Regions from separate parts of the Homo sapiens genome. Here region 2 is linked to region 1. The links are chromatin loops, found by intact Hi-C in ENCODE. Cell type or tissue: ovary. All regions are shown on one strand. Links, peaks and the distances in the headings refer to the core of each region. The heading gives the core; the rest is flanking DNA.

The links. Hi-C counts contacts between places; a loop is a spot of excess contacts. Peaks named below come from ENCODE experiments on the same cell type or tissue, not always from the same donor. Only the 100,000 strongest peaks of a DNase experiment are listed, where the experiment ranks them.
Region 2: it touches region 1 in a loop (10-fold over the local background); 10 of 110 quality-filtered maps call a loop at or near these places.

Annotation. Positions count from the first base shown.
Region 1 is chr11:117,798,275-117,806,602 of GRCh38, reverse strand. It overlaps a transcript of DSCAML1 not described here. Among named protein-coding and RNA genes, the nearest start is that of DSCAML1, 5.2 kb to the right of the region's middle. In ovary, for the core only: no CTCF peak of the experiment used is centred there; no DNase peak of the experiment used is centred there.
Region 2 is chr11:117,854,203-117,862,530 of GRCh38, reverse strand. All of the region lies in intron 1 of FXYD6-FXYD2 (FXYD6-FXYD2 readthrough), which reads left to right. The region is part of intron 1 of FXYD6 (FXYD domain containing ion transport regulator 6); the gene reads left to right. Among named protein-coding and RNA genes, the nearest start is that of FXYD6, 18 kb to the left of the region's middle. RefSeq lists an enhancer at 6,289-6,789. In ovary, for the core only: no CTCF peak of the experiment used is centred there; DNase peaks (open chromatin) are centred at 600, 1,080, 4,380, 6,820 and 1 weaker place; H3K27ac peaks cover 1,905 bases.

The DNA.
Region 1 (8,328 bases), core at 270-8,269:
AGGGTTGTTTGGAGATTATGCATCTGGAGTAATTAGCATAGTGCTGGGCCCACAGCAAGTGCTCAATTATAATCATTGTTATTAGTAGGAGTCCAGGACTCTGATTATGATTTGCCAAAAGAAGAAGCTACTTTGGCTGATGCAGACAAACAATTAGCCCGCCAGTTCAGCTCAGAGTTTGGACCGATGAGTCTTTGAGGACACAGCTCTGAACTGCCATGTGCCAGATGTGTGGGTGTCTCAGATGGGTAGACACACCATAGAGTCAGGCTTTCCTGAGCCCCTGCAGGGAGGCCTTTTCCCTGCCTCTCTGCATATCCTTCCCATTGCTCAAGCCCAACTCACATCCTACCTTGGTTTTTACTGACCACTCCTTTCTCTGAGCTTAAGCAGCTCTCTTCACAGACTTATCGAACCCCTTGCCCTAGGTGAGACTGTAAAGATCATCCAACCCAGCCACATCATCATAGCTTCATTCGACAAACAGTCATCAAAGACCTGCCTTGGGTACTGAGGATGGAGTGGTGAACAAGGTGGGCAAGAGTCTGAAGGCAACAGGGCCTAGGAGGGAGGTAAACACCACTTAGCTGAGCGCAGGCCAGGCGGTCAGGAGCCCTGGACCTAAGCCCTGACTCTGCCATGTGACCTGGGACGCCCTTCACCTGCCAGCCACTGTTTCCTAGGCACTTGCAGGAGATGCTCCCCAGGTCCCTTCACACTCTGACCTGCTGACTCTGAGCATGTAGGCTTCCCTGTGTTGCTCTTTAAACATCTTCTACTCCACTGGAATGCAAGCTTCCTGAGGGCAGGGACTCTGTGCTAGACTTTCCAGGGATCGGGGAACTCCTTGCACAGGGGCTGGGCACAGAGTTGCCAAAAGAATGAGTAAACCAACAAAATGTACTTCCTTTAGGCCAGGTGTGGACCAGAAACAGTGAAAGAACAGAGTTTTTAACCAGGAGAAGTGGGAAATGGATCCCCCAAAACCTCATACTGTAGCACTTGGAGATTGACAATGCCCACCAGCGTGTTAAAGCCTGCAGTAAAAAACAAAAACAAAAACAACTCCCACAAAAACCTATTTACCTTTGATTATTCCACTGTTTTCCAAACCTATTTGACCATAGATCAGTTTTTGCACCTTACCTATTACCTTCTCATGAAACACTTGTGAAATGCTATGTTAGATCTTTTTCTGTTTTCTGCTGGATTTATCAAAAATAAGGTCAAGTTTGGTAAAGATGCTGGGTTTCAATGTCATTGTGGCCTGAAATGGGAACCTTATTGCTGCATTCTTAGCTGAGCTCTGCCACCCTCACTGGGGCTGGGCTAGGACCTTAGATGACATTCTGAGTCACCCATTGTGTAAGTAAGTGCCATTTGACCCAGGCAACACCCCATTTCCCAACTTTCACCAAATGATGAATGGGATCATGTTTTCTCTCAAATAATCCACATCAGGATTACAGGCCAAGGAGGCCAGTTCAGTAGAAGTTCGTGGGATAGTGGTCCAGAGTGATTGGCATGTCAGCCCAGGAAATCCAACAAAACATTGGACAACAGTAAGAGAAGATCAGCTACCTACTGAGGGGGTGATGGCGCTGGACTGGAGCTGCTCAGACCTCATCCGGATTCATGAGTCTATTCTGTTTTAAGAGAGATTTTTTTTTTCTTTTATGAGACAGAGTCTGTCACCCAGTCTGGAGCACAGTGGTACAATCACAGCTCACTAACATCCTCAGCCTCCCAGGCTCAGAAGATCCTCCCACCTCAACCTCCCGAGTAGCTGGGACTACAGGCATGCACCACCGTGCCTGGCTACTTTTAAATGTTTTTGTAGAGATGGGTCTCCATGTGTTGTCCAGGCTGGTCTTGAATTCCTGGGCTCAAGTGACCCTCTCACCTCAGCCTCTCGAAGTGCTGGGATTACAGGCGTGAGCCACCATGCCCGGACGAGATATTGCTAAAGTTGAATATAAGCAAAGAGGGAAACCAGAATAGGGAAAGGTCTAGAAATTATGTCAGAAAAGAAAAAAGATACGTAGCCTGGCAAAAGGAAGGTGTGGGGGCCTGCGGTAGCAGTTCTTGAATATTTGAATAGCTGTCATTTTGTCCAGATTGGGCACATCTTTTGAACTCCAGAAAGCTAAGGCAGATTTGGGCTTGATAAAGAAAAGCATGTGTACATGACTGTGGACAGTGAAATTAGATAAACTTCTGTGTGGGGAGCAAGCCCCTTTTCCCTGGCAGCATTTGAGAGACTGAGTTGACACCTGTTGGGTCGGTGTAGAAAGCCAGTGGGTATGAGATGGGGCCAGGTGAGCTGAGCTCTAAGGCACTGCCCCCTCTCAGATTCTGTAACTGAGGGGCCAACATTCCCCGTGGTCTCCAGGCAATGTCTTTGTTCAGCCTCACTGTCCCAAATTGCAGCCCACTCACCACTGGGGCACCCCAGGAGCCGTGGCTTTGGCCTCCAGCAGGTGGAATTTCTGGGCCGCACATTTCTCCTGCTCAGAGTGGCTGGAGGACTTGCTAGTGTTTTGTAGCAACTCCTGGACTTTGAGGAGGGTCTCGGTCCACAATGCTGGTGGCCAGTCACAGTGACAGGAGGGATGCTGCCCTGCAGAGAGACCGTGGAAGGCGTTACGGCAGCACCAAGTTGTCTCCCATCCTGAGATCCTCCAGCGCATGGACTGGCAAGTCCAGCCTGTGGTGAAATGGGCAGACTTTCTAGGAAGAGAACTTTCATCATCTAAGTCAAGGTCACCACCATGGGCCTGGGCCTTGACTTTCTCTTCTCTGGGGAGGAAAATCTCTCCAAGGGGGCTTCTGTGTGAACAGCACTGTACAAATACATGATTGACATACAGACTTAAGACCTCTGAGGCAAGCGGGGAGCCCTGACCAGAATCCAGAGAACCTGGTCCCCAGCCACAGTGTAACCCAAGGAAAGTTCCTGGGACGGATTCAGGTTTTGCAGGGCTGGAAGCTTAGACCATTGAGGGCTGGAAGCTTAGGCCTCACTAAGGAAAACAATACACAATTATGAATACAAAATTAGATACAAATATGATCATTAATATATTAATAATCAAATGTGATTATTAATTTAGAAAGATAAAAAGAAATTGCAACAAGTTACAAATCTTGAAAAAACTGACAAATGCCATCATGAAATCCAGACAGATAACATAATATTTGTATTAACTGACACACCTCAAAAATGCTTTCTAAATTAAAAAAAATTTTTTTACGTTACTTCTGCTCACAGCTTTACATAAGCTGGCTTTTGGCTCCATGCATTTCAAACCTTGTCTTTCCTATGCTACACACACACCCCTGGTGCAGGCACCTGAGGCCACAGTTATACTGTGATACAACTTCTGGTTCTGCAACTTCATGTCACAAAGCGCAGTGAGCTGGCCCAGTCGGTGATAGGAGTGTTCCTGCAAGCCATTCCCTATCCTGGAAGTACGTGCATGGCCTGTGAACCATATAAATACATTCCACCAATCCCAAGCCAGAGTCAGATCCCCCCAAAATGTTCACCAGACCCACCGAGAAGCCAGAGCAGAAAAGGGTAGCAGCTGTGATTGACAGTAGTTAAACTCTATTATTCTACAGTGTTTTCATATCTGACCATGTGAACACATTACTAGGGCCCTAAAGGAATCTGAAGCTTGAGCTGTGTAAGTGTCATGGTATTAAACATCCCAAATATGCCTCTGGGACTCCTCTGACTTTGTGTCTTCATCTATATAATGATCAAAACAATTCTGGCATATGTATCCAGATCCTTTTAGGTGAGAATCAGAAATGGACGAAAACATAAAGCCTCTGGAACCTAGAGGCGCTGCCTACAAGGTCAAGATGACAACTGTGAAGACCACAGTGATGCGGGCTCAGCAGGAACTGCTGAGACTTCTTTGGTTTTAGGGGTCAGCACTCCTGCGGGGTCTAATGTCCTGCCAAATGCTCACTCTTAGAGACGAGAAACTCCAATACGAGAACTTTCAAGCTTAAGGCTTTGATCCTAGTTAAGGGACATCTCTCTGGAAGGCATGGCACGTGAGGCTGTAATCAGATATCTGCTACCTTATAAGAATGAGCCCATCTGGTCATTAAATCAACACTTACTGAGTGTACCCCTAGAGCCAGGAGGCACCAGGCTAGGGCCTGCAGGTACAAATCGAAAGGGTCGGAGCCCAGTGTCTAGAAGAGGAGACAAGTCAGACACATGCCTAAATAGCCACAATTCTAGACAAAGGGATGAGACCCATGGGCCAAGTAGATGTCTGAGGCAGTGGGAGACCAGAGGAGGCCTGGTCAGGGAAAACTGGGGGTGCCTGACCAGGCCCTGCTGAATGGGAAGCCTTAAACAGGTGAAAAAGGGGGGCACTGGGTACTTGAGAAAGGTGAAGGTTTTCCAGTGTAGAAGACACTTTCATAAAATTTGATAAGCACATTTGTGAGTGACACATGGGCCAGAAGAAATGCCGGAAGACTTGGGAAGCCAGCAAGTTTAGCTCTGCTCATTGCACTTTCTTTTTTTTCCTATCTCTCTTAGTTTCCATACCTTCCACCCCACTGCTCCCCAGAGAGAAATGTGACAATGAGCTTCAGCTCTGTCGAATCCGGACTACATGGAACCTCTCTGGGTTGGCTTCTCAACCGATTTCAGAGTTGTGAGCTGAGAAAGAACAGCAGGAGAGAGGCCACAGTTATTCAGGGGACTCCTGCCTTGCTGGGGGCTTCCGCAGCCCCTGACCAACCATCCTGGTGTCACTGCTGAGACAGCAGCCTGAACAAGGGCAATGGGACCCCAGAGACTGCATCTGTACAGGCGGAGCCCCAGGGCTTTAGACCCTTTGCTCCAGTGATCTTAGAGCCATAATATTATCATCCAAAATGATGAGAGAGTAAGTGGCAAGCATACCTAGACATCTTCTGAGCCCAGCAGACAGAATTTTGGTTTAAGGAGAACCTGGGTAGTATAATGACACATAATATTTTTTTATATATAGGCATCACAGTCTATGAATTGTACTGATTCATCTCATCTCAAGAAGATGGTATTTTAGATGTATGTGTATATATTTGAAGCCAAAACTGTTTATTTTGTGTAATTTTTTGTGCCTATTAGTTTCTGAATATCTGTGCATAAAAGCTTCTGTTTCTCTGCCTGCACACATTTGTGGGTACACACTATACACCTATGTGGGGTAGGAGGGGGGAATGGGCATATTTGTTTGCATTTACCTTGTGTTTGGTCCTAGGAAGGGATCTTGGTGATCATTCCAGCCCAGCTCTTTCACCTCAATGGTGAAGAAACTGAGGTCCAGAAAGGCAAGGTGACTTGTCACAGGTAACACAGCTGGCTATGGAGACAGAGGTGACACAAGAACCTAGGATTTCTGATTTGTAGATGAGAACTCTTTCTATAATATTAAAATCAATTATAAATTTTGGGGAGGGAAGCAGGGAGATCCTTGTTTTTTCCTCCCCCAACTGATAAGTAAGTACTAAGAAGGTCAATCTTGAATTAGCTATATAATACCAAAAGTTAAGTTTTTCACACAGACCTGGTTCAGTATTGATTCCTTTTATGAAAACCCTGTTTATACTCAAGTTGTCAAAGAATTCCAGAGGGCATATGAAGCCATTGTTAAAATAATTTTATGCCTTTGTTTTTGAAGAAAAGTATCCAAAATATATAAGCTTATTGTTTGAGTTAAACAATAAAAACATCTGCTGTTTCTCAGGATGGCTCTAGTCTTAATATAACATGGCAAAATAATACCCCCTAAATATCCATGATTAACCTGAATTGGAGAGGGCTCAGCTCCCAGTGACTTCATATAGCTGCTTCAACTGGCATTGTTTAAAAAAAACAAAAACAAAAGCACAAAAGCCAAAATACAGACAGATCATCACCCAGCATTCTGATGCAAGAAAATATTAAAACTGATCACTGCTTTTAAATGGGTAGTGTGTCCCTACTAGAAAGGAATCCCACAAATTTGAGGCTTAAAAAAATGGAGCATATGCATAGGTGCCAATGCAGAATTTCTGGATTGGGTTCAAATCACATTGAAGCACAGGTGTGCCTGTCATTAGGTGTTTATGTTTACCTGTACACATGAATGTTTGCCTGGGCAACTGTGTTTGTTCTCACTCTGGCATGAATATATTTGTGTGTGGGTGTGAAGTTTTCCATATAATTTTGGGAACTGTCCCTTCTATCAAAATATAGCCCCTCTAAAATGTCAGCTGGGGAGGGGACTGTCAGGGTTTAAGGTGGGCGTGGGGTAGAACACGCCGCCTGACTCTCTTCCCCGGCGTTTCATTTTTCCCTTGGGATTTCCTGGCATGCTGGCTTGCCCACCCCAATACAACTCCTGTCGAAGAGGAGACTTCTAAATACATCTGAGCCAACCTGTCATTTTCAAAGACATTTCCCTAGATACTAAGGAAGAACAAAATCAATGGGAAACACAAAAAGCATGAGGCCTGACCTGCCTGTTTTTCAGGTCCTTCTTTTGTTAGCCATCTCTCCAGGCTCTTCCGCCTCAGTGTGCACCTTCCGTGTTTCTGCAGCCCCTTTCCTGGATTCCCAGCTCCTTGGCTCTGGCTTTGTCACAGCATGGAAGGCACAATATCGTCCCAGCATTCCCCCAGTGGAGCTGTTCCCTCCTCCCAGTTCCCACAGGTCAAGGTCCTTGTGAGCAAAGCTGTTCCCATTCATGGTAGTTACCTGTGCTCACTATGCGTCAGCCATGGGGCTTGTCTTATTTAATCCTCGCTACGACTTTCCAAGGCAGATGCTGGGGATGTCCCCATTCCACTGGTAAGGAAACTGCAGCTTGGCACACATACATTTCCCAGGCACACAGCTGGCAAGTGGCAGAGCTGGGCTGAGGACTCATCTCCTGCTGTTTCCAAAGCCAGGCTCTTAACCATGACATTAGAAAGCTTCCTTTTGCCAGAGGGGGTCCCCAGGTCTGCTCTCCCCAACTGACCACCCGTTTATTTCCACGTATATGTCTCCTCCCGGGACAGCCAGACTGCAGTCACCGGCACAATGAATGACCTCGCCCTTCGGGTAACACACATGTTGTGGTTCTTTAAAGCCCCCTGTGTATAACTAGCATAAAGCCTCCTACACTCAGGTTGTAGGAGGTACTTGGGGTGGATGCAAAGAAGAGGGTCCACCGCTACTTCCAGCGTGTGAGGCACGGAGCAGCTGTGCCGCTACCCCAGGCCCACTCAGATCCCCTCCCAGCAGACAGCAGCCCCTTTCATCCTGTCTGCCTTAGCGGTTTATTTTAGGCATGACCTGACCAGGTGCTCTGGGTCAATAGGCTTAGTTTTAAATAACTGGATTCCTCTCAATGACCGTTCCCTTTAGAAGGGAGGGGGCATGGTAGAAGAATAAGCCAGCAGGCTGAGGGCGGTGAGAGATGGGAGCTAAGACAGAAGACTGGAAACGTGAGGGCTCTGTCACTCCCTGCGTGACCTCGGGGAAGGCTCATGGCTTCCCCACTCTGGGCCTCAGTTTCCTTATCTGTAAAGCAAAAGATCGGTCTGGGTCATCTCAAACACCCCCTGCAGTCTGTCCCCCCGTCTCTGTTCTATGCCTGTGTTTCCAGATGACAAAACACCTCCTGCAAATTGTTTCAGGGTGGTGATTTTGCATGAAGAGCTGAGCCACCGAGGGATGCTGCAGCTTATAGAGCAAGCTCTGCTCTGGAGTCGGGAGGCCTGGGTTCTAGTCTTGCTTCTGATACAACCTTGGTGGCCTTGAACAAGTTAAGCCCCGATTTTCTCACCCGTTTAAAGGACGAACCTTGAAAACATTATGCTGAGTGAAGTAAGCCAAGCACAAAAGGATACATACTTTATGATCTCACTTATGAGGTACCTAGAATAAGCAACTTCATAGAGACAAAGTAGAATAGTGGTTGCCAGGAGCTGGGGGAGGGGAGGGGAAGGGGGAGTTATTATTTAATGGGTGCAGGATTCTGTTTGGGATGATGAAAAAGTTTTGGAAATGGTAAGTGATGATGGTTGCACATCGTGAATGTATTTAATGCCACAGAATAGTACACTTCAAATGGTTGAAATGGTAAATTTTATGTTATGTACATTTTAACATATTAAAAAACACACTTTTCAAAATTTAGTTAAAATTTCTAGGGATATTTTGGCAAAACCTGGGAGTGAGGAGTCCCAATTCTCCCATGTGAACTTAGGCCGCACATTTCGAGGAAGTAAATTTTCTTCCTCTGGCAAATGCAGCTAGCCAGTGGACCCCTTCTCTCCCTCCAA
Region 2 (8,328 bases), core at 146-8,145, 56 kb before region 1:
GAGACACTGTGTCTTCTGGGCAGCGGCCCTGTAGCCAGGGAAGGGCGTGAGTTGTTTTCTCCCAGGAACAGCAGCTGTCTGTTGACTTTTCCTTCTCATACCCTGCCCTGGTGCATTTTCCTGTCTCTGCTTTTAGGTGCATCTGTGTGAGTGGGGCACGCAGGGCATGGTGGAGGCACCTAGGGCATGGTGGAGGCACCCAGGGCAGCCGAGGCCTCAGAAGGAGGAGGATGACGTGAGGGCTTGCTTGATGCTTCCTCTAAAGCCAATTCTCTTCTCTCAGCAGCCTCCACCTCTCCTGGCTTCACCACCTGTGTCCCTCCTTCCCATTTTCCAGCTCAGTTTCTGCGGGGACTTGGCCCCTGGGCCAGCCTCTCCCGTCTCGAAGCCTCTTTCTTTCTCTTTCCTTTGCCTGCCTCTCCCACTTCCTCTGGGGCATCGCCTTTTCAGTTTCTCCTCCTCCGGGTTTTCTCTCCTCTCCTGCTGCCTCATGTCCTCTGTCTGTCTTGCTTCTGTGTCTCTCGTGGGGGTGCCCTCAGTTTGGGCCTGGGAAGATGTGTCCCTTGCTTTAGCTGTCCCAGCCAGATGTGTCCTCCCTGGGCCACATATCTGCAGCTCTGGATGACATAGGATGTTTGTCTTGAGGCAGGAAAAGGCAGTGGCCGGGAGCCAGTGTCAGCTGTGGGCCGAGGCCCCTCCACATCCTGTGACCTCACGAGGACCCTCCACGTCCTGTGACCACACGAGGACCCTGGAGCCTTCCAGTGGTTGGAGGACAATGTTAAAAGGAAGGGAAGGGGGAGGAAGTAACTGGGCCCTCTCCCTAGCCCCTATCTCTGTTTATCTTTCCATTTTCCTGGAAAAGGTAGAAATGAAGGAGGAAGCCAAGGACAGAGTTGGGCAGTGATACAGTAATGATACTAACAGGTGATGCTTCACCAGCAGTTACTATTCGCCAGGCTGCACTCAGCTCCGTCCACAGGCCGTCTCTTTTCATTGCAAATGACAGCAACAGAACTCCATCTAATTTAGTTGAAGCAGGGGTATCAGTTTACAGAGCCAGACTCGGGAAGGGTGGGGCCCTCTGGTGTGGGAACACAGGAGCCTGAGGCACAGCTAGGAAGCTCTCTGGGCCCCTCCTCCCTGCCTCTCTCCCCTGCCAGCTCTGTACCTGTCAGCTATTGGCCGACTTCTCCCCCAACAGACTCCTCCTCCTTTCATCCGGCAGGATGCTGAGGTCTTTCCTACCATGTCTTTTAGCTACAGGGAAGGAGCTGAGATTGGCAGGCTCCCATAGACCAGCAGGGTTCGAGTGGGGACAGAGCAGGCTCCCTTCCAAAAGGGGATGTCATTCACAGAAGAGGGGACTGATGTGGGCACAAAGACCACCTCATCTGACCCTCACTGATCCCGAGATGCATGCTGTTAGGCCCATCTTGCAGTTGCAGAAGCCAAGACTCTGAGAAGCCAAGTAACGCTCCCGAGGCCACAGAGCCACTGAGTGGCAGAGAGGAGGGAGAGCTGAGTGCTCAGAGCAAGGACCCTGGAGCCAGGTTGCTTGGGATTGAATCTAGGCTCTGCTACTTTCTAGCTCTGGAATTTGGGGCAGCTTACTTAATCTTTCTCACCTCAGTCTGCCCGTCTGTGTAAAGGGAATGATCGTAATAATAGTTGCTTCTTAGGACTATTGTAAGGGTAGAATGAGTTATATAACTATTTAGAACAACACTTGGTATGGCATGAGCACCTTACGAATGTTACATGTTGTTATCAGGGTGTTTTACAGTTTACAAAGAACCTTCACACCTATTATCTCACTTGACCTTGATCATAGCCTTGGAAAGTGGACAAGGGAACGGACTGGCAGATTCTGCACTGATTCTGCGCTGCCCGCACCCCATGCTCTCACCCTCGGCCTAATCAGCTTCAGGGTTCCGTAGCCTGTTTTTAAAAATCCCCCACCCGAGTAAACAGCTCTCTGTTCAACAAGTGAGTATCAATGCTTTCTCAGGGGTGAGCTGGCAGGATTGTACATTCTGCTGTCTCTCTAGCGCACGAATATGTATGAAGCTAGAGATGCTGGAAGCTTGGTAAATGTTCATCCAGATGCGGGAGCCCCTGCATTGTGGCTCTCTGCGCAGAGCTCTCTCAGGTACCTGTATCTCGCTGCCTCAGCCTGCTGGACTGGGATGGGAATGAGAAAACAGGGTGGCAGCTACCTAGAAAAGGTGGGCCCTTCAAAGAGCCACAGTGCAGGTGGCCCCTCATGGCTCTTTGCCCCCAAATGGATGTGATCCCTCCCTGTGAGGTGGGGCCCAAGGGCTGGAGTTTGGGGCTGGCTCTGGGATCGAAGGAAACCTACTCATAGCAGGAAGACTCCCTGCCCTCCACCAACAGCCAGGCAGACAGAGCAGGGCTGAAGTCCAGAATCCTGCACTTATTCTCCAGGGCACCTCTCTTTCCCTACCTCAGTTTCTTTCCCTGTAAAATGCTTTTGACGATAACAAAAGGCCTTCGGCAGACATGGAGCCCAACTCCTCACTCTCTCACACAGGGGAGCAAGCAGGTGATGAGAATAGGCCTCTCCCATGACCCCAGCTGTGCGGTAAGGTGAGCTTGGTGCAGGTGGCTATTGCTGTAGCGTGGATCTGAGTAGCGTACGACCAGACTAAGGATGAAAACAGGGAAGCTCCGGACTAAAAATTATCACAGACAGACTGGTCAGATGTACTGGGAGAGAGGTGGGATCTTTATATTCCTAAGACCTTAGCAAGTCTTACTGTTTGGAAGGAAAATAGGGGGAGGACAGTTTGATTTATTTGTGCTAAGCAAGAGCTTTTGGAGACAAGGGACTGGCTCTGAAGGCTTTTTAAGGCCTCCTTAGTTCTTGGATTTCATGAAAGGGCCACAGGTGCACATTATCAGTGTTAGCATCGGGTTATGTTTAAGGATTAAGTGAGAATAAGCATTTAAAGCACTAAGAATAGTGCCTGGCCTGTATCATTTGTCGTGATTATAATTATTACCTCTTGTATCCAATACAGACCCCCAGACTGGGCCTCAAGTGTGGGTTTTCATCTCAGAATTTTTAATTCCTCTTAGTTTCTTCTGTGGCATCCATAGAAGGGCTCCTATGATGCAGGCTGACCTCTGTGTCCAGCCTTCTGGTTCAAGGCCGCTGTCTGGGAAGTGTGCAGTGTGAGTCAGGGGTGTGCTTTGTAAAGGCACAAAGATCTCCAACCCCGGACCTCCCTCCTCAGGGGATTCACATTTGCCCGCCAGTGGCTCCACAGTGTCCTGCCGAACTGGGTGTGGCTGGACCTGCGGTCGGGACACACTGGCTTGGGGCGGGGGTCTTGCACAGTGTCTAGGAGGCAGGAGATGTATCTCATAGCCACATAAGCAAATGGACTTTCGAGCAGCCTCCCAGAAGGGGTTGAAAATGACACAGAATCGGCCGGGAGTGGTGGCTCACATCTGTAATCCCAGCACTTTGGGAGGCTGAGTTGGGCAGATCACCGGAGGTCAGGAGTTGGAGACCACCCTGGCCAATATGGCGAAACCCCGTCTCTACTAAAAATACAAAACTTAGCTGGGTGTGGTGGTTCGCACCTGTAGTCCCAGCTACTCGGGAGGCTGAGGCAGGAGAATCGCTTGAGCCTGGGAGGAGGAGGTTGCAGTGAGCCAAGATCGCACCACTGCACACTCCAGCCTGGTGACAGAGCGAGACTGTCTAAAAAAGAAAAGAAAGAAGGAAGGAAGGAAGGAAGGAAGGAAGGAAGGAAGGAAGGAAGGAAGGAAGGAAGGGAAGGAAGGAGAGAGAGAGAGAAAGAAAGAAAGAAAGAAAGAAAGAAAGAAAGAAAGAAAGAAAGAAAGAAAGAAAGAAAGAAAGAAAGAAAAAAGAAAATGAAGCAGAATCGACTCTCCGTTTTACAAAAACAGAGGATGAACCTGGGCCATGACTCTGGGTCCCTGTGGCTTGGGAACTTTGACAGGAGAGTGTTTAGGGCACAAAGTTGGGGGTGTGAGGCTGAGTGTGGTCCTTACCCCTGTTTCCAAGCTGGTGGTTACATGGGACCCAAGGTGAGAGGAGAAAGCAGCCCTGACATGGAGAGGGAGTGAGGGGTGCCGGGCTCAGCCAGGAGGGACCCTGGGAAAGCCCCCCTGGAGCTCTGCTCGACATACGTCCCCCAAGTGGATGACGACTGTCCTTTTGTCCTTCATTTTCCTTTTAATCCTGCAAGAGAACTTCAGCCAAAGCATCTGAGACGGGAAGCAGAAAAAGGAGGGACAGTTTGGAGAAGAAAAACGCAGCTGTGTGTGAGTGGGGAGGTACTTTGGTTGGATGCCAAGGGCACCAGGATGCTCCAGCATGGATGGGAAGCAGGGGGACGCTGGAGTGGGGCTGGGGTGGGGTGCCAAGGAAGATCGAGGAGAAGAACATCCAGCCTCTCCAGTACTGAGGCCTCTCTGGGATTCTTTATCTTTTGTCTGAAAGCATTATGAGGCTTAATTCCCATAAAAATAAAACACATTCCAAAGCCAAGGCCAGGGTTTGGGCATTCTCTGCTGGTTTATACTGACCACTCCCCCAGGTCCCGTTCATGAGCATGGAGAATAGAGAACTGATGGTAAGGCTGATATTGTGCAGGCATGGCCCTTTCATGGAAACAGAGGGCTAAGGAGGCCTTAAAAAGCCTTCGGGGCCAGTCCTTTGTCTCCAAGAGGTCTTGCTTAGCACGAATAGATCAGACCACTCTCCCCCTATTTTCCTCCCAGACAGTAAGACTTGCTAAGGTCTTAGGAATATAAATATTCCACCTGGGCCGGGTGTGGTGGCTCATGCCTGTAATTCCAGCACTTTGGGAAGTTGAGGTGGGCGGCTCACGAGGTCAAGAGATCGAGACCATCTTGGCCAACATGGTGAAACTCCGTCTCTACTAAAAATACAAAAATTAGCTGGGCATGGTGGCGCGTGCCTGTAATCCCAGCTACTCAGGAGGCTGAGACAGGAGAATCGCTTGAACCCGGCAGCAGAGGTTGCAGTGAGCCAAGATTGCGCCACTGCACTCCAGCCTGGGCTACAGAGCGAGACTCCTTCTCAAAAAAAAAAAAAAAAATCCACTTCTTTCCCAATACATCTGACCAGTTTGTCTGTGACTTCCCTGTTTTCATTCTTAGTCTAACCTTACACAACACAGATCCATGCTGCAGCAATAGCCACCTGCACTAAACTCACCACATCACCTGGGGATCATGGGAAAGACCTGTTCTCATCACGTATTTACTCCCCTGTGTGAGAGAGTGAGCATTTGGGCCCCATGCCTCCAGAAGACCCATTCTAGACATGATTCCATCCCTCACCTTCCCTGAAGCCAGCACTGTCACCTCCCATCTCCAATCCAAGGAGGCTATCAGTGGCAGTGGCTTCCCTCCTGCCCTCTCATGTCCCTGGCCACCCCATTCCTGCAGGGCCTCGCCCTCTTCCCTGGCTCCAGCCAGGCTACCCCCCTTCCCTTTGGCATTGGGGTGGGCTCAGCCTTCCTTCCCTCTGTTCCTCCTGGCCACTGCTCTGCCAGCCCTGTTCTGCCCACCTCCCAATCCCAGCACATCAAAACAGCAGTCAAGAGTGGGAAATGCATGTTCTGAGCCCTGCCCTGCCCCTAAATAACTGGATGAATCAGGTACCTCATCTCTCTTTGGGCCCCAATTTTCACAAATAAAAAGCAGGAGCCCAATCACTGTAACCAACTGTGATGAATTCTGTGATGCTAACTCCATCTGGTAGACCTCACATCTTGGTTATACTCAATATATACACAGTCGAATCTTTTTTTAATAGACTTCTTGGTTGCAAAGATCTAGATACGTCATAGGCTAAATCATATCCCTTTGCATATAATAATAGTCTAGGGTAACCATTTAGACTAAACTGTGGGGCCCAGGCATTCTGCGGCCTCATAAAAGGCCCCATTCCGGGACGTTCTGTATGAAGTGAGACCTCATCTTTCTTAGCAGGGCATCCTGCTAAGACCCAGGCCCGGTGACCCCTCAGAGCTTGTCATCCGTGGGCTGAGCCTGCAGGAAGGCAAGCAGGTGGGATGCCAGGGGAGGCGAGTGAAGCTTCGGGAGCAGGGGGAGGGAGGGATGAGGATGAGATAATGAAGTTTCACTGTAATTTGGAGCCTCTGCATTTTCAAGGGAGGTTGTTTCTGAGTTATTTTCACAATGGAACTGGGTATTCTGATCTACCTCACTGCTGCGTGGAATCAAAAATAATAGAGCATGTTGCTATATCATCAACTAGTGGCTTCTCTTTCTGAGCAGTTTTTACCCAGCAATTAAGTGAAATTATGTGACTCAGTATGGGAAGATAATTGCCGGAGAAACTCTTCTGATTGCTTTCTCCCGCACATGCAGCCAGCAACCAAGCAGGAGGATCAGAGAGGAAAATTAACATGGAAGTGCTGCTTCCACCCAGAACCTCAGCTGCTTGCCAATATGGAGATAAACAAGAGCACAGAAAGGAGAGGAAAAATGAGCGGAAACAGAATTCGTTCTCATAATACACCCTAGAGGAGGCAGCAACGTGTGATTGGTTCCATTCTCCAGATGGGGAGAGTGGTCCAAATGGTCTAGAGGGGAAGAGTTGGGGAGCAAGAGAGTGAAGCAGCCAGGGAGTCCCCCACTCCAGCAGTGATGATTTCTCAGGCCCCCTGTGCTGGCGAGCCAGGTCCTCAGGCCCCCAGGCAAAGGTCCAGGGCCCAGTGCGCAGGTGGCGGTGCATGCCCTGTTCCTGTGCCCTCTCCGCTCACTTCAGCCTTGGATCTCCTTCCCCCAGTGACTCCTCCTTCCTGTCTTCCATCTACTCCTTAGAATCTCTCGCCCGGAACTGAGATTTTTCACCACCCAGCCTCTTACCCTCCCCACCCCAGCCAGCCTCCAGCAGCCCAGCTTCCTCTCTGGAAGGAGGGAGAAAGGAATGTGTGGTCACTGGGAGGGTGGGAGGTGCAGAGGGGTGGTATATGAGATGGAAGGGAAGCCAAGCTGGGTGCAGCAGTGAGACAAAGGCATTCTGTGGCCCTTCAAAAGTTCTGTGTATGTACTTGGCCACTCGACTCAGGGGCAGTGCCAACGTACCACCGATGAGATTTTTAAAAATGGGTTTAGGCCCCCCTCCTCCCCGCTCCCGCCACCCCGAGGGGCCCATGCTGAGGTGTGGTTGATGTAGCCCAGGCTGGGACAGCAGCTTGCAGGAGTAGAGAATGGGTCACTTTTCAAATTTGTGACAGTATTTCTTTTCACACTGTCACTTGATCAGAAATGTTTTCTTTAGAATACAAAGGCAGGTCTTAACTCTTTAGCTTGGCACTCAAGAGCCTCTGCAATCTGATTCCAACCATCTTATCTGAGTTCTCACCACCCACCCCATCATGCTTTAGTCCAACTGGGTTGTTCACTGTTTTGGAAGATATCTTACACTAGAAATGGCAGCTATTTGGTAGGTTGCTGTCACAGCCCCCTCCTAGGCTAAGCAGACATTACTGGTGGATGAAGGCCGTCTCCTGTTGGACCTCATTTGGGGAAGCCACTTTGGACAGTTACTACTGCATGAAATGCGTTAAGGCTCATCTTGAACTGATCTTGAACTTGAGCTGAATCCCATTTGTTGTTCCTACTCTCTGTTTCCCCTCTCACTGCTTTTGCTCATGCTGTCTTCTCTACCGGAATGCCTTTCCTCTGCTCTTTCCTTCCCCCTGTCTATCAAAATCCTACCCTGCTCTTAAGGTTCCGCTGGAATGTCAGCTCCTCCACGGAAACTTCCCTAGCTCCCTGTTGAGCTCTCTGCTCCCCTTCTCTCTGTCTTTCTGGACTATTGTTGCATGGCGTCTGTACCTGTTGGGAAGTTCTCGTCATATTTGCTGATGGATCAGAGCCCTTTGCCACCAAATCCTACTTCTCCTTGGTAGCTAAGGCTGTATCTTGTTCACCTACTTATCCTTTGCAGAACCCAGAATAGTATGGCCCTTTCTAGGAGTTCAGTGTTGGCTTGTGTAATGGATTTGAACCTGAGCATCAATGGAGGTGATTGTTGGGGTTTGAAGGGAAGGCACAGCAGCAACCTGAACTGCTGCCCATTGTCCCTGGTGGCCCAGAGCCATTGACATGTGCTTTCCCTATTCCCAGGGGGCAGGAAGAGCCCTATTGCCAACACTGCACTCCCTCTTCCGGCTAGAGCTGGTCAAGAGGCCACTGTGGGAAGCCTGGTCCATTTGTCCTTCCCTCTCTCACCTCACATCCAATATTCACACCATGGCCCCTAAGATT